6 separate regions of the Homo sapiens genome follow, and regions 2, 3, 4, 5 and 6 are each linked to region 1. A link is a contact called in ENCODE Hi-C or POLR2A ChIA-PET data. All regions are on one chromosome and are shown on one strand. Each heading gives the region's core, a stretch centred on a gene start or an enhancer-like site at or near the end of the contact. The rest is flanking DNA. Distances are from core to core; before and after follow the strand shown.

Region 1 (3,892 bases), core at 771-3,270:
ACTCCCTGACGTTCAGGAAAAGTCATTCCCTCCTCCATGCTCCCTTGAGGCCTTGATATTCTAATTGCCACATTGTTACACAATGACATTATTTGTTTCCCAGTCTTTCTGCCGGGCTAGACCCTGCGCTCTTGGGTGGCAGAGACCAGATCTTACTCATATTGGATCCCTAACACTCAGCACAGAGCCCGGCTTATAGTAAGCCTTCATAGATTTCCTGGAATTGAAAATATAATTCTAAAGCAACCACATGAGGTGAGCAGGGCGGGTATTATGCTTCTCATCTTACAGATGAAGAAACAGGGATCTAGGGAGAAAAAACAAGGTCTTCACCCAATTTCCATTTGAAATCAGAGACCCAGCCAGGGCTAGCACACAGGTGTCCCAACCCCTAATTATTACAAAGCTCTCTTGGCCACTGCATAGAGGAGGCTAGGCACCTCTCTTTCTGACTCAACAGCAGGGGTTGCTTCGAGACTGTTCCTAACACAGGCCAAGTGTCTTCCTGGGGTAAGACTGGATTAGGGGACCCTGCTCGGTCAGTGGTCCTGGTGATCGCCTAGGGAAATAGATCTATTCTGCTGGGATCTGGGACTGAATCCTAGGCAGGTTTGTGGGGAGTAGGATGGTGAGAGGTGCTGGAAGGCACGGGTCCACTTCTTAACCTTCCTTTTAACTCTGTGCTGCTGGGTGGAAGCTTTATAGTCAATGTCCTCTCCATCTCTGGCCACATTCCCAGGACTCCTGATCATTAGAGTGACTGTTGTCCCAAGTGGACATAATTATAAATAGCTCCCTTCTTTTACTGAAAGTGTCCTACAGTGGACAATAATTTAGTCCCCTCCTCCAGTGGAAAATATACTACACGCATGCAAAAGCTCAGAGGGCTCCAGGAGTCGTCCCAACTCCCCTTTCTCAGTTCCTTGGGATTTTTTTTTTTAAGTTTGTCCTCTACTAGATCGCTTCTCATTCACCAGGATATCTTAGATCAAGGCTGGCGTTTGAAGCCTCTGCCTGAGTTCAAGCCCCTTGCTTCCGGTGTTCCTGTCCAAGCCCGCGGACTGGAATCTCCCAAGGAAGTTACGAATAATTCGGGGGGGGTGGCGAAATGGGGGGTGGAGTGGGGCGTGAAACTGCAGCCTTCACCTGGCTAACAGAAGAGGACTCAGGACGCCCAGCACCCTGGATAGGACCCAACAGCGCTCCCTGGAGGTGTGGGTGCAAAGTTTTGTCTAGCTTGGCCTCCAAGGCCCTCCAGGCAATGCACTGGGAAGGGAAGAATTAGTGATTAAATTTGACCTGAATCAAAAGATGCCTTCAGTTCCTCTTCTGCTGAAAACACTAGAAATACAAGCCCAGGATGTGGGGATCGGGGGCAAGCGGTGACACCAACTAAAAGGAAGCAATGGATTTCCTTTTAAATGGAGAGGAGGATGTCGGAGAGATACCATGAAACGAATTCTCGAAACTCCAGGCAGCAATACCGATGAAAGCGCATTCTTCCAAAACAGAGCTCCTCATTCAGGGCCACATCTGAGCCTGGGGGCCCAATGCTCAGAGCGTGCCTGGCTTTCTGGGGAAAAGCGCCAGGAACATGAACGAGCTACGAAGAGCTGGAGCGGGCGCTGCGGGAGCAGCGTGTGGGGAACGGCTCGGGAGTCGCTGCTGGTAACCCCGGCCCAGCCGCCCGCAGCTGGGCTCGCAGCCGGCTCGCAGCCGACACCCAGGGTGCTGCGCCCGGGGCCCCGGGCCGCGGAAGGATATTTCACTTTGTTTACCTCCCCGGCCGGGCGAGGGAGCTGCGAGGCCGGTGCTGGCGCCCCCGGCACGGAGCTGCAATGGCAGCGGCGCGGGGAGCCGCCCGAGGACTGGCAGCGGCGGGGCTGATTGATGGGCGCCCGGCGCAATGAGGGGGGCCCGGGCGGGGGCGGGGCGGGGCCGGCTCTGGGCTGAGCCAGTCGCGGGGGCGGCGGGGGGGGGGCGGAGGCTCCGTGGAAATGTGTCGGTGACATTGAATGGGGAGACCGAGCGCGAGCGAGGCGCGCGCGCGCACACGCGCACTCACGGCCCCGCTCGCTCCGAGATCCCCGGCCACGTAAGTAACTATTAATACCGCCTCGCCGGGGGATGCGGGCGTGCTGAGCGCGGGGATTGGCCTCGGGCACCGTCGGCCGTCCCCTTTAATTTTTAAATACACGGTCCCCTCTTTTCTCTGGGGGGGGCAAGCAAGAAATCAAAGAAGGAGGAGACAAGCCGTCAATTTTCTCCAAAACAAACCCCACCGGGCAATTTGGTCTCGGGGTAGGGGGAGACGGGGTGATTGCAAATTATTCCAGGACGAGATCCAGTTCTCCAGCGGGAAAGGGGCAAAGGAACGCCGCGCGTTGGAAGGGCCAGGGACGCAGCTCCCCTTGCAGCGCCCGCAGGACCCCCGCAAGCTCGTGCCGGCGAAATCGGAGACCGCCGATCTGTCCTCGTTCTCTCCTGCACGTCTGGCTGCATTCGGAGGAAGACCTGGGGCGCGAGCGAGCGGCGACAGCATGAGCCTGTGCTGACCTCCGCGCGGCGGGCCGAGCCCAGGGCTTTGTCGCGGTACCTGCGCCCAGCCCGCGCCGCAACTCTGTGCCCAGCTTTTGCAATCTTTTGTTGGCAGCGCTGACCGCACCAAGTTAAATGCTCCCTTGCAATTTTTCTTTTTTTTGTTTGTTTGTTTAATTTTTGGAGAGCTCGCGATCTTGGAAAAGCCTCAGACGCCATCTACAGTTAAAACGTAGGTAACTGCCCTCTCCCGCACCCCCCCCTTACACGCCCCCCACCCTTTCCACCAAAAAAAGGGGGTGCAGCGCGGATTCTGGCTGCCGTGCGTCGCCAGCCGGTAGACCCGTGCTTGTTTCCTTTCTCTTTTTGTTTGGCTTCTAACGCGTTGGGACTGAGTCGCCGCCGTGAGCTCCCCGAAGACTGCACAAACTACCGCGGGCTCCTCCGCCCCGTCTGCGATTCGGAAGCCGGCCTGGGGGTCGCGTCGGGAGCCCTGGCGCTGCAGCTCCGCACCTTAGCAGCCCGGGTACTCATCCAGATCCACGCCGGGGACACACACACAGAGTAACTAAAAGTGCGGCGATTCTGCACATCGCCGACTGCTTTGGGGTAACAAAAAGACCCGAGTTGCCTGCCGACCGAGGACCCCCGGGAGCCGGGCTCGGAGCAGACGAGGTATCCGGCGGCGCCCATTTGGGGGCTTCTAACTCTTTCTCCACGCAGCCCCTCTTCTGTCCCCTCCCCTCTCGCTCCCTTTTAAAATCAGTGGCACCGAGGCGCCTGCAGCCGCACTCGCCAGCGACTCATCTCTCCAGCGGGTTTTTTTTTGTTTGTCGTGTGCGATCCTCACACTCATGAACATACACAGGTCTACCCCCATCACAATAGCGAGATATGGGAGATCGCGGAACAAAACCCAGGATTTCGAAGAGTTGTCGTCTATAAGGTCCGCGGAGCCCAGCCAGAGTTTCAGCCCGAACCTCGGCTCCCCGAGCCCGCCCGAGACTCCGAACTTGTCGCATTGCGTTTCTTGTATCGGGAAATACTTATTGTTGGAACCTCTGGAGGGAGACCACGTTTTTCGTGCCGTGCATCTGCACAGCGGAGAGGAGCTGGTGTGCAAGGTAAAGGGCCAGTGGGTTGCTTTTTGTCTTTGGAAGGGGCCCGAGGGAGCGGGAGGGCGCCAGGCCCTCGAGTCTGGGAGAGGGAGATTCGCGGGATAATTACCGTGGCCTTATTAAATGGGTTTATTTATTTATTTGCTCAGGTTCGGTAAGTTGCGAAGTTTTTAGACCGTTTCAGACAATGGGGCGGGCGGCAGTGGGGGCGTTTCGGGGAGAGCCCGGGGAGGAGA
Region 2 (3,892 bases), core at 818-3,317, 1.9 Mb before region 1:
AGACAAAAGATGTGGACATTCTGAATGCATAAAAGTAGCCAACAACTACCTCCAACCCCCAAGAACACAAAAAACCCTGGGCTCACTTAAGATGACAAAGTAGGTCAATGCTGACCAATGACGTTCTGTTTCTAAAATTCACATCACCATTCCACTCAGTGATAATGAACACCAATGGGAAATTGGACCATCCGAGTGAGTGTCTAGAATCTCTGTGAGCAGATGGCTCTGCCATCTGTGGTTTTCCATTCCTCCATGGCAGTTAAGGATGCTATAAATTCACATCAGTAACATCTCTGTCCCACATCTGCTAGGAGGAGTCTACAGTCCCAGAGCAGTCATCTAGAAACCATGAGGTTTCCCAGAAAGGCTGCCATTTATTAAAATGAGTTAATTAATAGACTCACGGACTCTTTCAGGGTCTAGTCTGAATTCACTCACAGGAAACTAAACAGACTAAACTCTTTTCCCCTCATCTACTCTCTCCACAGTAATATGGCAAATATTTACATCTCTTTAAAACATGTACTAGCTGGGCCAGGTGACTGACACTTGTAATCCCAGGATTTTGGGAGGTTGAGGAAGGAGGATCACTCGAGGCCAGGAGTTTGAGACCAACCTGAGCAATACAATGAGACCCTGACTCTACAAAAAATTTAAAAATTAGCCAGGTGTGGTGGCATGTGCCTGGATCCCTTGAGACCAGGAGTTCCAGGCTGCAGTGAACTATGATGGAAACCCTGCACTCCAGCCTAGGAGACAGAGCAAGACCGTGTCTCAAAAAACAGAAAGACATGTACTAACTCATTAATCCTCAGGACAACCCTAAGGGAGTACTATTATCAGTCCCTAAAATGGTGAACACCGTTGAAAAGGCACTGGCACAGAGTGGTTAAGTAACTTGCTCCAAGTCACAGAGCCAGTAAATAGGGGGAAGGTGGTCTGAGGCCAGAGCCGAGGTTAAGGACTGTCAGAGCCAAGGCTGTGACCAAGGCGAGCCCGGCAAGGACAGGACCCTCGGCCTCGCCCACTAAGAAGCAGACATTTACAGAATTCCTAAGACGCCGCGTTCCATTTCGTTTTTAAGGAGTCCGATCACATGCGAAGCGCCCCTGCGTCTTAAGCCCAGCTTTTGGAAGGCACTGTCCCTTTCTAAGGGAACTATGGGTCCTTATTTCAGGACTGAGATTTAACATTTCAGTTTTTCGTTTCTGAGACAGAGTTTCACTCTTGTTGCCCAGGCTGGAGTGGCGCGATCTCGGCTCACTGCAACCTCCGCCTCCTGGGGGTTCAGGAGATTCTCCTGCCTCAGCCTTCTGAGTAGCTGGGATCACTGGCGCGCGACACCACGCCCGACTAATTTTGTATTTTTAGTAGAGACGGGGTTTCGCCATGTTGGTCAGGCTGGTCTCGAACTCCTGACCTCAGATGATCCACCCGCTTCGGCCTTCCAAAGTGCTGGGATTACAGGTGTGAGCCACCGCGCCCGGCTTAACATTTCAGTTTTTAAAAGTAGGAGCTGCATAAAGCAGGTGGCAGAAACAAGCAGCAGTGCAGGACGCCCGCCAACCTCCGTCCCCACGCACGAGTTCGAGAAGAGCCCGGAACAAGCTCCCCTGCGACTCTCCGGGAATACAGACCCCCTCCCCGGGATCCGGCCGGGGCTGGGCTCCGCGGCTCTCCCGCCCGGCCCTGGACCCCGCGCCCGGCTCCAGCGCACGAGGCTCCCGCCCCCCGCGGCTGCGGAAGCCCCTCCCCACGGGCGCCCGAGTCTCCCGCGCACCCGCACCTCCGCCGGGGCAACCTAGCAGCTCCTCCGGACGCCGAGGCCCGCGCCTCCCGCCCGCCAGGCCCACTTCCGGCCGCCTGCGGCCGCGGCCCGCCGGGGAACGGCCTAGAGATTCGAAACCTTTCAGGCCGACCCCAGCTCGCCCGCCTCCCTCCGCTGGCCCGCACCTACCGAGCACCAGGAGAGCCATGCCGAGCGCCGGGCTACGTGCAGTCCCCACCGCCGCCGCCGCTTCAGCCCTGCAGCGTGCCGCACGCCGCGCCCCCGCGCCCACGTCCCGCCCCAGGCCAGTCCGGTGGTCCGAGGGGCGGCCGCGCGGGGGCGGGCCGGAAGGCGCTCGCCAAGCCGTGGCTGCGGCTCATTGGTCCGGGCGGACATCGCTCACTCACATATCCAATGGGAGGCGGCCGGGTAGAGGTTACCGGTTTGGTTTTTTTTCACGGGGGCGGTGGCGAGCAGCGGAAGGCGGGGCCTGCTGGGGGCGGGGCTGGCAGTCTCGGCTCGCACCGCCTCAGCTCCTCCGGGCCCTCTCGGGGTGCTGCTCGGAGGGGAGTCCAGTACTGGGCGTTTTTACCTTAGTTCCTTATTCTGCACCCCCCCACCCCGCCTCCTCCTTGCCTGTGTGCGCCCCCACCCTCTTTATCCCGGGGGAGCGTGACTCGGCCTCAGGGCACCCACGGTCCTGGGAGCTGACAGGGAATTCCTCTTGTGCCCGACGAATATTCCGTGGACACACATTTGCTCCGCACGCGCTGTCTGCAATGTAATTCGACAAGTTTCTATTTTGTTGAATTACTTTTGAAAGTTCTTCCGTCCAGGGCGCATGGCTCTGCAGAGCCTTCTCCTCCTTCTCTGGAGAACCCCAGGGACTTAAGCGGTAGCCTCCTCGCTGACAGGGTCTCCACTTTGTCCTGGGGGGCGAGGGGGCTGGCAATGCGCTCACGTGGGTGTGTGCTTTGTAAAATATGCAAAAGTGAAAAAAAATATGTTTGTGGGGCAGGCTGGCGAGCAGTGGCATGATACAGTTCACTGCAGCCTTGAACTCCTGGGCTGCAGTGAGCCTCCTGCCTCGGCCTCCCAAAGTGCTGGGATCACAGGCATGGGCCACCACGCCCGGCAAAAGTAAAAATTTTTTTGCTTTTTTTTGAGATGGAGTTTTGCCCTTGTTGCCCAGGCTGGAGTGCAAAGGCGGGGTCTTGGCTCACTGCAACCTCTGCCTCCCGGGTTCAAGCGATTCTCTTGCCTCAGCTTCCCGAGAAGCTGGGATGACAGGTGCATGTCACCACGCCCGGCTAATTTTTGTATTTTTAGCAGAGACAGGGTTTCTCTTGCCTCAGCTTCCCGAGAAGCTGGGATGACAGGTGCATGTCACCACGCCCGGCTAATTTTTGTATTTTTAGCAGAGACAGGGTTTCTCCATATTGGCCAGGCTGGTCTCGAACTCCCGACCTCAGGTGATCCGCCTGCTTCGGCCTCCCAAAATGCTAGGATTACAGTTGTGAGCCACCACGCCCGACCTAAAAGTAAAATCTTTCAAGCACAAGTTAAGACCACTGTATCTTTCCGCCTTGATTCTCCCTCCTATGTTTGGAGTGGACTCGGACATTTTGTTTTTGTATTAGTAATTTCTCCATATTGTAGTGTGTAAGGCATAAGTATTCTTAGGCAGGGGTCCAGGAGTGGTGGGGGCCGGCTGGTGGGCTTCCTGGAGGAAGTGGCACTAGAGCTGCGTTTGGAAGATTTTTCAGGCAAACTGAACTCAGAGGCACAGCAGCCCTCTGAAGTCACGGGGGCCTCTCCTGGAAGCCACATGCCAGCATTGATTTTCCCCAGGGAGGCTGCTTGTCCCGGGACAGAAATCCTCAGCTTGGTACCCCGGGCAGCTCCTCCTGAATGTGAAGGTGCGTGGGAAGCCCAACCGGTGATCGCAGGGCTGTTTGGGATTCACAGCAAAGGGCAGTGGACTGCGAGCCTGTTCCTCCAGGCCTGTCTGCTTTCCCTGAAGGGCGCCTGAGGGGCAATGAATGCTGTTTGTTTTTCTGACCCCTTTCCTGCATTTGACACATTTCCCCCCTTAAATTTGCTGCTGTTGCTGACTGGATT
Region 3 (3,892 bases), core at 448-2,947, 1.6 Mb before region 1:
AAAAATTAGCCGGGAGTGGTGGCACATGCCTGTAATTCCAGCTACTTGGGAGGCAGAGGCAGGAGAATCACTTGAACCCCGGAGGTGGAGGTCGCAGTGAGCAGAGATCGTGCCACTGCACTCCAGCCTGGGCGACAAGAGTGAAACTCCGTCTCAAAAAAAAAAAAAAGCTCTTCTCTATTTTCTTCTTCAAAAAATTTATATACATATTATTTATTTATTTTTGAGACAGGGTCTGGCTCTGTCTCCCAGGCTAGAGTGAAGTGGCGCGATCTCGACTCACTGCAACCTCCGCCTCCTGGGTTCAAGCCATCCTCCTGTCTCAGCCTCCCGAGTAGCTGGGACCACAGGCACGCGCCACCACGCTCGGCTAATTTTTGTATTTTTAGTAGAGGCGGGGGTTTCCCTATGTTGCTCAGGCTGGTCTTGAACTCCTGGCCTCAAGCAATCTTCCCGCTTCGCGGGGTCAATAACGATCAGTATCGATCTAGCCAGGGCAGGTCCAAGCCGTTTCCTTTAAGGGTTCCCTTCTGAACATCCTTTTCTCATTTAGACTTGGGAGGCAGGACTCAGCACCTGTTTTTTTTTTTCCATAGGCGGAGGTGATGGGCCGGTGAGGCTGGAGAGAAAGAGCCTCGGCCAGAATTCCGAACTCCGAAGCTGACCCAGCTCCCGTCCCTCACACTTCCCGGCTGAGATTTATGGCACAAAACCAGGGATCGTGGATTCTGGCATTGCATTTTGGTGCTTTTTTGCCTGCTTCATAACCAGGCCCTAATACACAGGCGATTTTCAGAGGTTGGAAAATGCGTCCTTCCCTTTCCCTCAGTTTGTGGCTTAGACGGCCACGTCCAAGTTACTTTATCAGGAGAAATCCTTAAGAAACAGTTTCACTGTGAAGTGCTCAAGTTCAAGGCTTCCGGTGGCCCCTCAGGGCCCACGCCGCTAGGAGGGAAGCCTTCAGTCCCAGGCTGGAGACAGGCCGCGTGCTCTGAAAGGGCACAAATGAGGCGACCCTGGGGCTCTGGTCCCAGAAAGTCTCTCCAGCCTGGTTCCCCACCTGTAAGTCGGGAGGGTGCACTCAGCCCTTAAGCAGGAGGCTTTAACTCCTGAAATGCTTAGTGAGAGAAACTAAAACACTTGCAGGGAGGGAAAAATCCCGGCAGAATGGCCCATCCCCCGGGGCCATTTGCCTCTCGGTCCACCCAACCCGTGGAAAAGCCGGACTTCCAGGGCGGCTCCCGGCGGCGGCTAAACTATCGGGTGGCAAGAACGCGGAAATGCGAAGCAGCTGCTGGTGGAGCCCGCAGGCCAGGGTGGGACTGTCGCCCGGGGCGGGGCTAGGAGGGGAGGGGCGGGGCGAGGAGGGGCGGGGCGAGGCGAGGTTGGCCACGGGATTGGGCTAGGTGAGGCCGACCGGGAGGGGGCGAATCTGGGGGCGGGGCGAGATGAGGGTAGTCCGAGGACTGAGCGAGCCCGGGCGGGCCCGTAGGCGAGGCGAGATGAGGCTGGCCAGGGGGCGGGGCGGGCCCGGGCGGGAGGGGCGGGGCGGGGCGGGCCCGGGCGGGAGGGGCGGGGCGGGCCCGGGGGCGGGGTGCGTCCAGGGGAGGGGCGGAGCGAGGCGGGTCCGGGGCCTGGCGGCGCGCGGAGGGGCGGGCCCTGGCCGGGTGGTCCCGGGCGGATCCCGGGAAGGCGGAAGGCTTCGGCAGAGCTGCGCCGCCGAGGCTGAGCGGTCCCTTCTCGCTGCGGCCGCCCAGGTGCCCGCGCCCGTGGCGCTATGGAGGCGGCGCTGCTGGGGCTGTGTAACTGGAGCACGCTGGGCGTGTGCGCCGCGCTGAAGCTGCCGCAGATCTCCGCTGTGCTAGCGGCGCGCAGCGCGCGGGGCCTCAGCCTTCCGAGTTTACTTCTGGAGCTGGCAGGGTAAGGCCCGGGGCGGCCGGGGCTGCCTCCTGCCCCCTCGCAGCTGCTGCCGGCTGGGAGCCCAGGAGAGCCTCGGCTCGAAGTAGGGCGGGGATGATCCCCGCGCGCCGGCGTCGCAGCTGGGCGGCCGAGGGTGAACTAGGGAGCCTAGGGGCTCGGGGTGCTCTTCCCACGGCCACCCGCCACCCGCGTACATTGTTTCTCACCAAGCCCCGCGTGGCACGAATTGATTGCGCACGCCCATTTTACAGATGAGAAAACAGACCCAGCGGAGGCAGCCCTTGGTGCGCTAGTGACAAAACCTGCTGGCCCTGAGCAAGGCCATTTGCACCTCGAGGCTGTCATATTCATTGTCCCTAAACTCACCACGCACCGTCAACCTCGTTCTCGGGCCTCGGTTTCCTCACCTGTGAAATAAGGGGTTGAACTAAGAATGTATGAATCTCTTCTCTTCTCCCGGTGATTGGTGGGGAATCTTTCCTGGTTATTTAATGAGATTCCTTGGGAGAGGGTCTTAAGACAATTGCATTTCTTGTAGAAAGAAGTTTCCTTAGTCATCTGTAAGGAAGTTGGAGAGTCTCTGCAGTTGGGAAGGGGTGACGGAAAGGTCGTTAAATCCTTGATTCTGAGGCAGCTTCTAAGGCTTTCCTATTCAAAGTATTCATCATGCCAGAGCGCCAAACTTTTGGGGTATCATTTTTGAGCCCCAACAATAGGAAAACACATACCTCAACCTAGTGGTCTCGCCCCTTCCCCCTGGCCAGGCCAGGCCTTCCCCTTTGCCCCCCGCCATCACCCAGTGGGGTCTGAAGCCTGGTCCTCCACACAAGCCTTCCTGGTGGGCGGGGTGGGGGGTGCGGCATACAGGATGGGAAGAAGCCAAGGGGTGCGGGGGAGAAAGAGGAGACCTCAGGTGTGGGAGGGTGAGGGGTCCCACTCAGGCTTTGGACCCCGCGCCGGCCCTATGGAGCCCGGCCCTGGGCACAGTCATCCAATAGGGGGCTTTGAGGGGAAATTTTTGGGAAAGGCTTGCAGTGGGAGGGACTGTGACCTCTTCCAGGCTTGTGAGTGACTCTACCCTGCGGGGTGGGGAGGGGGGGGTCCCAGGCTGGATGGCAGGGTTGAGAGGCACCCAGGGGAGGTGGGCAGCATGCGTTTCAGGTTGGTGCCACCACCAGGCTGGGAGCAGAGAGGCTGGAGCGATGAGGTTGTGGCAAAGGACACAGGCTGGAAGTGGCTGTGGTGACTGTTCAGGTGGGAGAGGGGACAAGGGCATGAAAGCCAGGAGTGGGATTTGGCCTCGGCCCCTTGCTAGGTCCCTGAGCTGGGGAAGCTGAAGCTGGACCCATGAAGGAAAAGAAGCCAGGCTGTCTGTAGAGTCTATAGATTCCCTCCTGCCGCCAGCCCCTAGGCCTGCATTTCCACCACTTTTGCAGCATTGCTTGAAAAATGCAAACCCTCAGAGATACGCAGGTGAGGGCTCCTATTAGATCTGCCAGCTGTCACCTCTCCCAGCTCACCTTAGTGAAAGCTAGACCTCTGGCAGTGGAAGGATCTTCCTGGGCATGGGAGCTCAAGGGTTGGGTGGGGCAGCAGCTTGCTGCCATCCCTGCTGGCCTGTCTAAGGGTCTTGCAGTTGATCACGTGCAGGTAAAGGGGGCTCTGTCGGGGCTGGTGCACCAGCTCTGCAGCCTCCAAGCCAGGGCCAGGGCCAGGCACACAGACTTCTGTAAAATGGGCTTGGCTGTGTCAGGACCCATCCTCCTGGCCCTCCTGTCTCCCTGCCTGCCTCCCTCATGCCCTTCCCAGCCTTGCCTGGGAGGCCCACCTGGGGCTGGCCATGCTTGCCAGCTGGGCCCCCGGGCCCCTGACCAGATCAGGCAGCAGCCGGAGTTAGAGCAGAAGGAACCCCAGGGCTGTCGCAGTCAGCCACCTGGAGGGCACGGGCCCTCTTTGGGTCTCCATTTGAGCA
Region 4 (3,892 bases), core at 713-3,212, 1.4 Mb before region 1:
ATGCAAGCAATCTTACTCCCGATTAAAGACTTTCAAAGACTGCTCCCATTAAAACATAGGAACAACACATTAACCCGAAAAACAGTAAAACATCAAACACATGTGACACAATATAGCACATCATTCATTACTTTCTGTACACTGTGCAGAAAGACACTATATAGCTAAAGTCAGTTCCTGCATTTTGACCAAACAGGACTGAGTCACTCTGCAAACGATGCCTGAAACCTCAAAGGATAACCAACCGCCTCTGACCAAAAGCCAGTCCGTCCGTCCCTGGAAAGGGAGGAGGCAGTTTTTCTCATCATACAGTAAGGTTTATTCCAGGAGGGAATAGAACTAAACATCTGCATTCCAGCACAGAATGTCTAACGGATCTAAGGACCTCCCACCCTAGTTCTAGTCTTCCAGAGTCAATTTAATACACAGAGTATCGTTTTCACCTTTCTTCCCCTCCCCAGGGTAAAAGTCCACACCCCCTTTTCCCATAAATGCATCTACACTGCACACTACTCAAATTGCGAAATACAATCATCTATCCTAACAAAAATAAGAAATAAGCCAGCATTCTACGGTGCATTTCTATTTTGTAAAACATGCTCCTTTCTTAACCAAGAGCCAATTAGCAGCCTTTACGGTGCTATTAATCTGGATTTCAAAGGTCGTTATAGGAAAGAGACGCAATGAAGAGGACAGATTTATTCCACTCCACAATTCAGACTGATTTTTTGGCTCTGGCGCAATAATCTCAGGGAATTAAATTTACAGCAATTAAAATGCACTAAATAGCAAGTATGGAATGCTCAAACGCAAGTGAAAACAGCAAAACTTTAGCTGTGTGTTCCAAGATTTCAGACTAAAAGGAGAGAGTGAGGGCGGCTCTTTGTCATGTACCCCAGTGAGTACTCGCAACAGGGACAGCATCAGGTTTCTTTCTCCCTCGCTCGCACCAAGTCCCCACGTAGCATGACACTTTCAAATCAGCTAACCTGGTGTATGAAGCATGGCCAGTCCTCCACCCACCTCCCCAGAGTGGGCAGGCGGAAGGAGAAGAGGGGTGTTTTCCTCCCAGTGCTGCAAGAAAGGAGCAGCCGGGGATGACACTGGCTCCAGCAGGAGGTAGAGGGAGGAATCAAAGGCGGGTCACTACTCTTGGAACTCGGTGACAGAATCGTTTGGTCTCCGGCCCCGGCTGCCGGAAGCAGGGCGGGGTGGGGCAAGACCTCCCCCTCCCCACGGGCGGACGGGCACGGAGGGCTGGGCGGAGAGGGGATCTGAGGTGTGAGCTGCAACGAGCAAGCTCCCAGGCCCCGGCCACCTACCAGCAAGCTCTCCACGTTGATGGGGGAGCGAGGGTCTCGGATCAGCGCCTCCAGCTTCCTCTGGCGGCTCGCGCCTGCCCCGTCCCCCGGCGCGGTCTCGGGGGCGCCGGGCATTTTCCCCGTCGGCGGGGGCCGGCTCATGCCGCCACCGCTGGACCCGCACTCAGGCTCCTCGCGCTCAGGTCCCGCAGCCTCGGGGCCTAGCACCGCCCCCGAACCACCAGCTCCGGCCGGGACTCCACCCGGGCCCACCGCCTGCCTCTAGCTCCGGCTTCGGGTCTCCAAGGCGGTCCCCCGCCTGGGGGCTGCTCCCAGGGGCCCGCCCGGCCCAGCCCGGCCCAGCCCGGCCCGGCCCTGCCGGGAGCGGCGGGGAACAGACGGCGTCCCCGCCCCTCAGTCAGATTCGCGCCGCCGGTCCGCTGGTCCTCAGCGAGTGCCCGCAGGAGTCCTCGGGCGGGAGCAGGGAAGTGGCGCCGCCACCGCCGCGGCCCGGACCGCCCCGCCCTCTGGGGCCCCGGGAGGCTGAAGCCCAGGCCTGGGCCACTACGGCCGCCGCCGGCCCGCTGCCATGGTCGCCGCCGGCCGCCTTGCAGTCCCTCAGCCAGCTCCCGGCGCACACACTCCCGCGCGGCCGCCCGTCTCCGGCCGCGCGCCGCCGCTACCCACAAGCCCCTCCGCCCGCAGCCGCCGGCGCGCGTCCCCGCCGGCCCTGCGCGCGCTCCGCCCCGCCCCGCCCCGCGCACCGCGCTTCCTCCCTTTCTTTCCCTTCCTGCGTCTGTCCCGCTCCGCTTTCTCCTCTGCGCCCCTTCCTCGCCCGCCCTCGCCTCCTCCCCCTGGCGAGGTTCTCTGAGGCGAATAGCCGGGCGCGCGGTCACGGCCGAGCTCCTGCTGGGGGAGGGGAGACGCACCCAGGCCGGGTCCTTCCGCGCGCCCCCTGCCCCTCCCGCCGGACCCCGCGGACTACCCCGCGGCCCCGAGGCGGAACCCCAGACGCCGGGCCCAGCGCACCGTGCGCTGGGGGGGAGCCCGGCCGCGCCCCCCGCCGCGGCCCCCGCTGACTCAGCGCGCAGCTATGCGGGCCTCGCCTCACCCGCGCCCAAATAATAGCGACCGAGCTCGGCGCCCGCGAGGGGCCGCAGGGCCGGGGGTTTCGAGGCGAGCCTGAGAGGGGGCCCTGGGTGTCTGGGATTCCGAATTAGCGGAGGCGGGTGGAATCCTAGTCCTGGGGCAGGAGGGCCTGGGATCCTGAAAGCGTTTCTGCCCGGCTTAGACACTAACCACTTCAAGAGAACGGGAGAGCACCGGAAAAAGGCTTTCCAGCCGCAGGCCTTCGCGGGGTCTTCTCCTTTTGGGGGGCGGAAGAGGGGTGGTTATCGGGACCGTTCCGCCGCATTCCTGCCCTCTCGGCGGCCGGTGCCATCGCTTAGATCCGCCCAGGGCGCAATCCGAAAATTATGTGCCAAGAGCTATAAAACCGTTCATAGAGCCCCTTTGACCCAGTAAACCCATTTAAGGAAGTACATTTCCAAGGAAATGATCCAAAGGGCGAAGAAGGGGGAGAACTTGCAGAAAGATGTTAACAGCAGGGCTATTCACAATGTTCGTGATGACCAAAACCTGGGAATGGGCCCAGTTGTCCAACAATTGAGTAACCCAAACAGGCGCCTTCACATTAACAGCAAGAATCCTGGCAGGTATGCAGACTGTGTCAAACATGAAATTTTGGCAAGTACATGAGAAGGTATATTAGAAATAAATGAAACAAAAAAAATCGTTTGTACACACTAAAACTATGTAAAATGAGCAGCTATAAGAACCAGAGAATACAGTACTTCTTAAATAAATGGGATTTTTTTCTGTAAAGATACTTAAGAACAAATTAAATTTCAAAAAATGGAAAAACCACTCCGAAAAGCAACAATCTGATATCCATTAAGTAATAAGAATGTTAAGAACTGTCTCCCTGGCATGTCAGAGATAAACCCGAAGATAGGGTGAAGCCCCAGCCCTGTAAAAGTTGCATTTTGATCCAAACCATTGGATTAGTTGGAGCCTCTTCTTTGGTTTTAGGTTAGTTAAAACCACCCCTAGCTGGACTCATGCAGGAAGAGGCCCCGATGATCCATCCAATGCAGCTTTTCCCTTTCAGATAGTAACACTGACTTCACATCCAGAGAGTCCTTTAAGTCTGTGTATTGAGCTACTCATTCAGACCTCCACAGAGGCCACCAGGAGAACAGAGGGAGCTAGACACTCCCACTTATGCATTGGAGCAAAATAATGAGATAATCTATGATTATGGATTATTTTTCTGATGACAAAATAATATGCAAGGCAAAAGGAGCACTCTGTCTAGCGGGGCGTGGTGGCCTGTGCCTGTAGTCCCAGCTCCCCCTGAGGCTGAGTTGGAGGCCTCCTCCATTGAGCCCAGGAGGCCAAGGCTGCAGTGAGCTGTGATCACACCGCTGCACTCCAGCCTGGGCAACAGAGTGAGATTGTCTCAAAAAAAAAAAAAAAAAAACACTGTGGTTCTCAGTTTCCAAATTAATTTTGACTGGTTGTATATTTGT
Region 5 (3,892 bases), core at 445-2,944, 1.3 Mb before region 1:
AGATCAGGCCACTGCACTCCAGCCTGGGTGACAGAGCAAGACTTCGTCACCAAAAAAAAAAAAAAAAAAAAAAAGTTTAGCTGTGAAGAGGAAGAGAGACAGTAGATGGGAGGGGATATGGAATCAAGGGAGAGATCTTTTAAGATGGGGATGGATTTAGAATGCGGTTTTAGTAGTCAAGAATTTATCATCTGGAGTTAGACATTTGGAGCTTCAACCCAAGTTTCTACACTTATTATCCAGCCACAGGCAAGCCGGCGTTACATGCATCTCCAAGTCTGTTTTGGCAACCGTGAAACAAGAATAATAATCTTTTAGTATTATAAAACACTGCTGTGAGAAATGAGAAATTAAATGAGGCAATAATCACAAACTATTTGGTAGGGGAACCAGGCATAATGACTTGGGAAAATGTTTAATTACTACTAGTTATAGAAAGAAAGCAGCAGAGAAATTGAAAATACGGGGAGAGGTCGGGCTCGGTGGATCACCTGAGGTCGTCAGGAGTTCGAGACCAGCCTGGCCAACACGGCGAAATCCCGTCTCTACTAAAAATACAAAATTAGCTGGGTGTGGTGGCGCATGCCTGTGATCCCAGCTACATGGGAGGCTGAAGCAGGAGAATCTCTTGAACCTGGGAGGTGGGGGTTGCAGTGAGCTGAGATTGCGCCATTGCACTCCAGCCTGGGGAACAAAAGTAAAACTCAATCTCAAAAAAAAAAAAAAAAAAGAAAAAAAAGAAAGAAAAGAAAAAGAAAATGCATTTGTTGAGGGCCCTGATAACCGCGGGGAATACAGCATCTGGTCCTGAACAAGAGAAGAAATCAGCCTTTGCAGGAAAGGGAGCCAAATTTCCTAACCATTTTCTCTGTCAAACAGGTGGGGAGATAATTTGATGAATGGGAGCTGTGGCGTGGGAAATATAAAGCGTGGACAAGGTTTTAAACGGCTGCAGTAGAGCAGAAGGATGGGAGAGGAGGCAGAAAAACAAATGATAGGTTGCAGAGATACAGCTAGAGTCCATAGAAGGAGATAAACATGGACTCTCTAATGCAAAGTTGAGCAATTTTCTCCAACAGTGCTCTGAAGTTCCGATGTAAAAGCCTAGAAGACTGATACCACGTCTGTGAGCAGATGCTGAAAGCAGAAGGCGGGAGAGCGCAGTTCGCAGCACGTGATGGGCAGCGCCTGGCCCAGGGGGAGCAGACGACCCAGACGACGGCCAGCGGGGTTGGCGGCGGCGCGGGGAGGAGGGGGCCGGATTTGGGAGACCACCGCCCGTCCCCGTCCCGTCCCGGAGCTTACCAGCAGGCCCTCCACGTTGATGGGGTCTCGGCACCGACGGCGAACCGTCTCCTCCGTCGGGTCCAGGAGGAGACTGGGTAACTTCCTCGCCGGCCGCTGCTGACTCATGCTGCCCGGCCGGGCGTCCTGCTCCCCTCGCACCCCACGAGCTCTCCCGCCCTCTCGCGCTCAGCTCGAGCACCGCCCCCCACGCGCCGATTTCCAAGGGCCCAGCACCTAAGGGGTCCGCGGCTTCCTCCGAGGCGCCGCCCGGCTAGGCCGTCCCGCCCGCCAGTAAACGCGGCACGGCCTCACGTGCCCGGGAGCTCCCGACGCAGACGGAAAAAGAGGAGGGAGACCCGCGGATCTCAAGTCGCCCGGCCCGCCATCTTCCCGCATGCGCAGTACACCGCCCCCCTCTGCGCATGCCCGCCGCTGCCGGAGCGCTCCCACGCACCGATCCTCTCCCGGCGGCTGCCGCCCGGGAAACCCGGACCGCGGAATCCACGGAGAGGCTGGCAAAGGAAAAGGAAGAGGTGGAGCCGAATTCCAGAGGAAGGGAACAGGGGTGAGAGAAAAGAGGCAACCGGGAAAACCCAGCGGTCGCCTGGAATTCTCGACGGTGATAACTGAAAGTTCTGAGGTGATAACTGAAAGTTCTGAGCCGCAGAGATGTTCATTTATTCCTTTTTTTTATTTTAATTTTTTTTTTGGTCGCCCAGGCTGGAGTGCAGTGGCGTGGTCAGGGCTCACTGCAGCCTTGAATTCCCGGGCTCAAGCGATCCTCCACCTCAGCCTCCCAAGTAGCTGGGACTACATGCGCGCGCCACTGTGCCTGGCTAATTTTTAATTTTAATTTTAGTAGAGACAGGGTCTCAGTATATTGCCCCGGCTGGTCCTGAACTCTGGGGCTCAAGCCGTCCTCCCACCTTGGCCTCTCAAGTGCTGGGATTATAGGCGTGAGCTACCACACCCAGCCTTCATTTATTCGTGAGCTCTGTTAGCGCATCTTACAGGCAGGTCAGTGTTGATGCTTAGTAAATGTGAGCAACCACACCATTGTGGAATCGTTTTACCTCTGCCTGCCCGCCTGCCTGCCTGCCTGCCTTCCTTCCTTCCTTCCTTCCTTCCTTCCTTCCTCCTTCCTGTTTGACGAATGAGTTATCGTTGACCTATAGTGTCAGATATTGGGGTGGGCACAGGCGATACTTATTCGTTTGAATATGCCACGGGTTCAACCTCCAATTTCAGTGGGGACAGATAAGTAAACAGAGCATGTTAATTTAGCTGGAGCCAGAAGGTGTGTTTTCAAGTCCTGGCTGCCTCTACGTATAAACTAGAAGACCTTATTAAGCCAGTTACTTAATCTGTCTGTGCCTCAGTTTCCTTATTTGGAAAATGCAAATAATGACAATACTTACCTGATAAGGTTGTTGTGAGGATTAAATGGATTAATGGATACAGGTTGCTGTGATTAGAACAGAGGCCAGCACATGTTTGAAATAAAAAGGCAACACACCGTGGTATGTACAGAGTTGGAGGGAAACAACTGGTTAGACTGGGGGTTTCTACACAGCCTGAGGTGGGCGAGGTGAGGCAGGGAAAAATCCCCGAAGAAGCTGGTTCCCCACTAGACTGTGAGGTCAGAGGCCTTCTCTAATCTTTTTTTTTTTTTTTCTGTCACCCAGGCTGGAGGGCAGTGTCACGGTCATAATTCACTGTAGCGTCAAACTCCTGGCCTCAAGTGATCTCCCAGCTAAGACTCCCAAGTAGCTGAGAGTACAGGTGCATGCCACCATGCCTGGCTAATTTTTTTTTATGTTTTATTTTATTTTATTTTTTGAACTCCTTACCTTAAGCAATCCTCCTGCCTCAGCCTCCCAAGGTGCTGGAGTTATAGGCGTGAGACACCCATGCCTGGCTTCTAATCTTTGTATCTCTATCATCTAGCAAAGTGTCTGGCAAATAAAACATGCTCTATTAATGTTTGCTAAATAAACGATGAGAAAAAAAGAGAACGTAGCGGAGGTCTCGAGAAGACTGCATATTGTTGCAGAATGGAGAATTTCCCAGAGCCGTTAGAAATGGCCATTTGAAGGCATTTATTCAGCATCTGCTATGTGTTTGGCATTCCACATGCATTTGCTTATGTAAATCTCATATCAAAACTGAAAGATAGGTATTTTTCTGCCCAATTTGCAGATCAGCAAAATTAAGATCAGCAGGATTACAAAAATTTACTCAAGGTCCTAGTAGGCAGTGGTAGAGGCAGGCTTTGACTCCACAACTGATTAATTAATTTGGCATTCAGATCTTTAGGAAGATTCTTCAAGGACGACTAGATTCTCTACAACCAGAGTTGGGGTTGGGCAAGTAAAGGTGGGGTGTGGATCAGGACGGAGTAGCAAGTGGTCCAGGCTAAAGAAAGAGCATGAGCACAGAGCTGGGGAGAGTCGGGGAAATGGCACAATCCTCACACTTATTGTGCCTGTGACCTGGCTTTTCCCCAAGACATAATCTTTTGCACATTTTTTTTTTTGAAGCATCTCTCATGGGCCAAGCAGTAGGGTAGGTGTTGAGGGAAGAACTGAATCTGATGGGGCCTTAC
Region 6 (3,892 bases), core at 998-3,497, 1.0 Mb before region 1:
GGTGGGATGTGCCTGGAGAAGGGGGAACCAGAAAGTGGGTGGGCCCAAGAGCAATCAAGAGGTGCTCTGTAGTTAGCCCCCAGGGTGAAACAGGAGAGGAGGGCTAGAACGCTGGGTTGGACGGACTCCGGGAAAGATGGAGGCTGGTGGGGAAGGACGGTGCTGGAGGGTCTGGCACACCTGAGGCCTGTGTGTATTGGCCCTGGACAGAGGTTGTGTGGTGACTTTTGTGGATGGGTTGTCCTCGTTTAAAGGGACAGGAACAGGGTGGGTAGCCATGGCCTGGGCACCACGGGCAGAGCACACACCCGCGGGAAAGAGCACTCTCCTTCTCATGCGAGCGAGCAACGAGATGCCTGTGGCTGTGTTCCGAGGGGGTCTGACGCTCACCTTCTGCTCTCATCACTCCTATGTGAGGACCCATGAATACGCCCCTCACAGTGTTTGCAGTTGGAATGTGTGTCCATTAGTGATTAATCGATATGGGTCCTTTTGTGGGTAAGTAGAGCCCAGGCACTCACCTTTCCTCTTCTGCCCCAGCTGCTGGGGGCAGAGTTTTGTTTGGTGCTCAAAGGCAGGATTATCTGTGGTCTAGATTTCAGGAATCATTCTCTCCACTCCCTCCCAGCATTCTGAATCCTGCTCCATGTCATAGCTTTTGATCCTTTTTTTTTTTTTTTTTTTTTTTTTGAGATGAGGTCTTGGTGCGTTGCTGAGGCTGGAGTGCAGCGTGATCACAGCTCACTGCAGCCTCGAATTCCTGGGCTCAAGTGGTCCTCCCACCTCAGCCTCTTAAGTAGCTGGGACAACAGGTACACACCATCATGCCCAGCTAAGTTTTAATTTTTTTGTAGAAATGGGATCTTGCTCTGTTGTCCAGGCTGGTCTTGAACTACCGTCTTCAAGTGATCATCCCAAAGTGCGTGAGCCACTGGGCCTGGTCCTGATCCTGATCTGTTTTTAAACAATTCTATTACCCAGTTTTGTTTTTCATCATGCTTCTTGAGATCCTTCTAGGCCTTGATAAAGTATATAAGAAAATAATACTGAAAGTTTGAAATAAATACGACTGTGAGACTCTTGTAAGTTGCTCTGCGGCTGGGCTCAGGGAGGGGCAGGCGGATGTGATATCTCCTATAGCATGGACAGCAAGGCAGGGACAGGGGGCTTTGTCTCTGAACTTGGGAAGAGTTTGTTATTACTAGGATGAAGAGAATGAGACTCTGTAGAGGGGAGAATTGCATTTAGTAGGAGAGAAATACAGAGAATCTGAACAGTTCAGAGAATCTGGCTCTATCCCTGACCAAGTGGTTTTGACCAGGCCTGCAATACATTTGTAGCAATGACACCTTCCCCATAGGGCTGTCCATAGACTGCGTGAGACCCTGTGTGGATGCTGCAAGCACAGGGGTGCCCTCAAAAGTAGCCAAGCTCACCAACACTCACGGGGGAGGCAGCATTGGAGACCAGCCTTATCAGGTGGGTGGCTTGTGACATGCACTTTTATTAAATGAGGCCATGGCAGGGCCGCAGCTAAGTCTCTGCAGTTTATGGTCTGCATGGTGTGCTGGCCGAGAGGACACCGGGGGCTGAAACCCAACCTGTGCTTGACTCATCACGCCCTCCGGGCTCTGGGACTGAAGCTGGCTGGGACATTGAAGGGGAAAGGGCACCTTGTTGAAATTTGTCCACCCAGAGGTCCTCTTTGTTAATTCTGCCTGGAGGGACTCTGAGTGTCAGTGGTGGCCCAGGGAGTTGAGCCTCTCCATAGTTCTCAATGCTTCACTCTCCGACGCGGAATTCTTGTTATAGCTGAAAATATCTGCAGGTCCCTGTCTATAAATGGAATAAGAATGGAGCAACTGCTGGAGATAAAAGGACGGAGAGCTTGGAGCCCTCCCTTCTCAAGCTTCCTTTCTTTTTCCTACATCAACCCTGCCACCTCCTTGCCAGCTCCACCCTCCCTCTCCCCACAGTCACCCCAGGGCTCCTTGCAACATCCTTTGAAACTCCTAGAGGAAGTAACCTCCCAGAGCTACCACTCTGGAGTTGCAGGCTAGAATTCTTTTCAGAGCAGCACGGAGTAACAGTCTTCAGACTTCAGGACTGAGACTCTCTGCATGGCAGTGGCTGGGAGGATCCAGTTTCCACGCCCTGCTGTATTTTTCAGGCCCCGCCTGTTCCTCATTTACCCCGTAAAAGTGCAGCCCTTCGCAGAAACATCTTGCGGTCGCTCGGGTCCCGGTGTCCTGGCCCAGAAATACCCTCTAGAGGGCGCTGTCACGCTGAGACCCGGGACAGGACGCACCGGCGCGAATCAGGGCCCCTCGCCACAGGGGAGTGTTGACAAATGGAAAATGAGTTAATACATACAACATTTTCAGCCGATAATAAGAGAGTTTTGTTGAAATTCTTGAGTGAATTCTCTTTATCTAAGGATAAGGTGATTTGAGTTTCAAAACAGTTCAAAATAAAGGAGAAAGGGACTTGGCTAGTCGGTTTCTTCACCTGATTTGACCCAGGCAGAAATTGAGTTATTAATAGCCATTTGATAGGCACTTCGCAGTTAATGGTGAAGCAAGACGGGATCAAGTTCTAGTTTCTACCCAATTAGAAATGCCCACTGGGTGAGAGGTCACCAGATACAAAGAAAAGGAACAGCAAGTCTTCTATGCTGAACACTGAATTTGAGCAGCCGACTTGTATAATGGTATTTTGCAAACACGACTTATTCCAAATTTATGGATAATTCGAAGTGCTTCGAAAATGAACAATGTCCAGGTTGATTATTGTTTTTGTTTACCGAGTGCTCTCTCTCCATGCCAGGGCCCTATGAGACATTTTCCATATTTTGTCCTACCGATCCTTGTAAGAAACACACAGGTGATTCTTAGCCTCAGTTTACACATGGAGGAGCTTTGAGAGATTAATGAACTGCCCTGGTCGTTTCAAAGTATTCTGATTTTTTCGCATGAATTGCTGATGGCTAAGGCTTTGCCATCTGGAAGTTCTACAATGGACTTTTGAGGCTTAGTATATTTGTCTTCAATATCATCTTGTTGGTTTTAGACCTGACGAGGTCCTTTCAGATTTTGATTTTGTTATCCAACATACTGATTTTGTGACTTTTAAAAATCTGACTGACTTGCTTTCTTTTCTTGACTTCTGTTGAATTTATAATTTTAAAATATAATTTTTCTATCCTCTTTTCTGTTTTTGCTCAGTTAATTCCATAATCACAGAACAAAATTATATTCTTTTAGTGGTTCTCCTTAGCTTTTGAAAACATACCTATAGGCTGGGCATGGGGGCTCATGCCTGTAATCCCAGCACTTTGGGCCGAGGCAGGCAGATTGTCTGAGGTCAGGAGTTCAAGATCAGCCTGGCCAACATGGCGAAACCCCATCTCTACTAAAAATACAAAAAAATAGCTGAGTGTTGTGGCGGGTGCCTGTATTCCCAGCTACTTGGGAGGCTGAGGAGGGAGAATCTCTTGAACCCGGGAGGTGGAGGTTGCAGTGAGCCAAGATCGTGCCATTGCACTCCAGTCTGGGTGACAGGGTGAGACTCTGTCTCAAAAAGAAAAGAAAAGAAAACATACCTGTATAACAAATATTGTCTAACACAGTTTGAATTTATTTATTACTTCTATACTCCTGCCAAACAGGGCCTAGGCCTCAGCTCACTTTGAAAACCATTGGGTACACCCTTATTTTATTAGTCTTGTCCAGAGTTTTAGTTTTTGTTTTAAAGAAAACCTAAAAATTTCAGTTATTGTTTTCAGTAAAAAAAAGAAAAATGTTAATTATAATATGTCCAACCTCTTGTATCTTTATCTACACTTTTTGCATCCCAAACCTTTTGTCTCAGTTCATGATTTCATGGTTCTTCT

What was found. Hi-C counts contacts between places; a loop is a spot of excess contacts on that map. ChIA-PET counts read pairs that join two places held with the same protein, here RNA polymerase II (POLR2A). Pooled maps may share reads with other maps.
Region 2: a loop to region 1 is called in a map of B cell, with 14 times the contacts of the local background. The contact joins the promoter of PDIA6 here to the promoter of TRIB2 in region 1. A Hi-C loop is called at or near these places in 4 of 168 maps with a recorded cell type or tissue (B cell, CD4-positive, alpha-beta memory T cell, CD8-positive, alpha-beta T cell and 1 more) and 10 of 50 pooled maps. POLR2A ChIA-PET finds 5 or more read pairs at or near these places in 1 of 52 experiments (Caco-2).
Region 3: a pooled map shows a loop between it and region 1 (11-fold over the local background). The contact joins the promoter of SLC66A3 here to the promoter of TRIB2 in region 1. A Hi-C loop is called at or near these places in 2 of 168 maps with a recorded cell type or tissue (CD8-positive, alpha-beta T cell and naive thymus-derived CD4-positive, alpha-beta T cell) and 11 of 50 pooled maps.
Region 4: a loop to region 1 is called in a map of B cell, with 5 times the contacts of the local background. The contact joins the promoter of ROCK2 here to the promoter of TRIB2 in region 1. A Hi-C loop is called at or near these places in 2 of 168 maps with a recorded cell type or tissue (B cell and naive thymus-derived CD4-positive, alpha-beta T cell) and 9 of 50 pooled maps. POLR2A ChIA-PET finds 5 or more read pairs at or near these places in 1 of 52 experiments (naive thymus-derived CD4-positive, alpha-beta T cell).
Region 5: a loop to region 1 is called in a map of CD8-positive, alpha-beta T cell, with 7 times the contacts of the local background. The contact joins the promoter of E2F6 here to the promoter of TRIB2 in region 1. A Hi-C loop is called at or near these places in 4 of 168 maps with a recorded cell type or tissue (B cell, CD4-positive, alpha-beta T cell, CD8-positive, alpha-beta T cell and 1 more) and 10 of 50 pooled maps.
Region 6: a map of PC-9 shows a loop between it and region 1 (3-fold over the local background). The contact joins the enhancer-like site here to the promoter of TRIB2 in region 1. A Hi-C loop is called at or near these places in 4 of 168 maps with a recorded cell type or tissue (B cell, PC-9 and naive thymus-derived CD4-positive, alpha-beta T cell), 8 of 37 single-sample maps with no recorded cell type and 19 of 50 pooled maps. POLR2A ChIA-PET finds 5 or more read pairs at or near these places in 1 of 52 experiments (activated naive CD8-positive, alpha-beta T cell).

What each region holds. Positions count from the first base shown.
Region 1 is chr2:12,714,916-12,718,807 of GRCh38, forward strand. TRIB2 (tribbles pseudokinase 2) reads left to right here and starts at 2,021. Exons shown (of 3, transcript NM_021643.4): 1 at 2,021-3,662. The coding sequence starts at 3,393. It overlaps LOC124905974 (a long non-coding RNA gene), which reads right to left and starts at 1,843. Exons shown (of 2, transcript XR_007086222.1): 1 at 1-1,843. RefSeq lists silencers at 1,609-1,828, 1,919-1,978 and enhancers at 1,931-2,570, 2,419-2,488, 3,850-3,892.
Region 2 is chr2:10,810,718-10,814,609 of GRCh38, forward strand. It overlaps PDIA6 (protein disulfide isomerase family A member 6), which reads right to left and starts at 2,068. Exons shown (of 13, transcript NM_005742.4): 1 at 1,961-2,068. The coding sequence starts at 1,979. RefSeq lists enhancers at 1-84, 1,071-1,130 and a silencer at 1,621-2,370.
Region 3 is chr2:11,153,770-11,157,661 of GRCh38, forward strand. It overlaps SLC66A3 (solute carrier family 66 member 3), which reads left to right and starts at 1,698. Exons shown (of 7, transcript NM_152391.5): 1 at 1,698-1,920. The coding sequence starts at 1,778. It also overlaps a transcript of CIMIP5 not described here. RefSeq lists silencers at 1,285-1,764, 1,875-2,114.
Region 4 is chr2:11,342,674-11,346,565 of GRCh38, forward strand. It overlaps ROCK2 (Rho associated coiled-coil containing protein kinase 2), which reads right to left and starts at 1,963. Exons shown (of 33, transcript NM_004850.5): 1 at 1,323-1,963. The coding sequence starts at 1,463. LOC124907733 (a long non-coding RNA gene) reads left to right here and starts at 2,839. Exons shown (of 2, transcript XR_007086216.1): 1 at 2,839-3,016. RefSeq lists silencers at 1,278-2,007, 2,148-2,217, 2,288-2,447.
Region 5 is chr2:11,464,467-11,468,358 of GRCh38, forward strand. It overlaps E2F6 (E2F transcription factor 6), which reads right to left and starts at 1,695. Exons shown (of 7, transcript NM_198256.4): 1 at 1,306-1,695. The coding sequence starts at 1,413. RefSeq lists enhancers at 889-1,446, 1,447-2,003, 2,431-2,510.
Region 6 is chr2:11,686,329-11,690,220 of GRCh38, forward strand. It overlaps a transcript of LPIN1 not described here. Among named protein-coding and RNA genes, the nearest start is that of NTSR2, 18 kb to the left of the region's middle. RefSeq lists an enhancer at 1,583-2,082. Within about 2 kb of position 2,248, at least 23 of the 41 ENCODE cell types and tissues checked have a DNase peak (open chromatin) inside an H3K27ac peak, as active enhancers do; they include PC-9, where a contact is called at or near this core.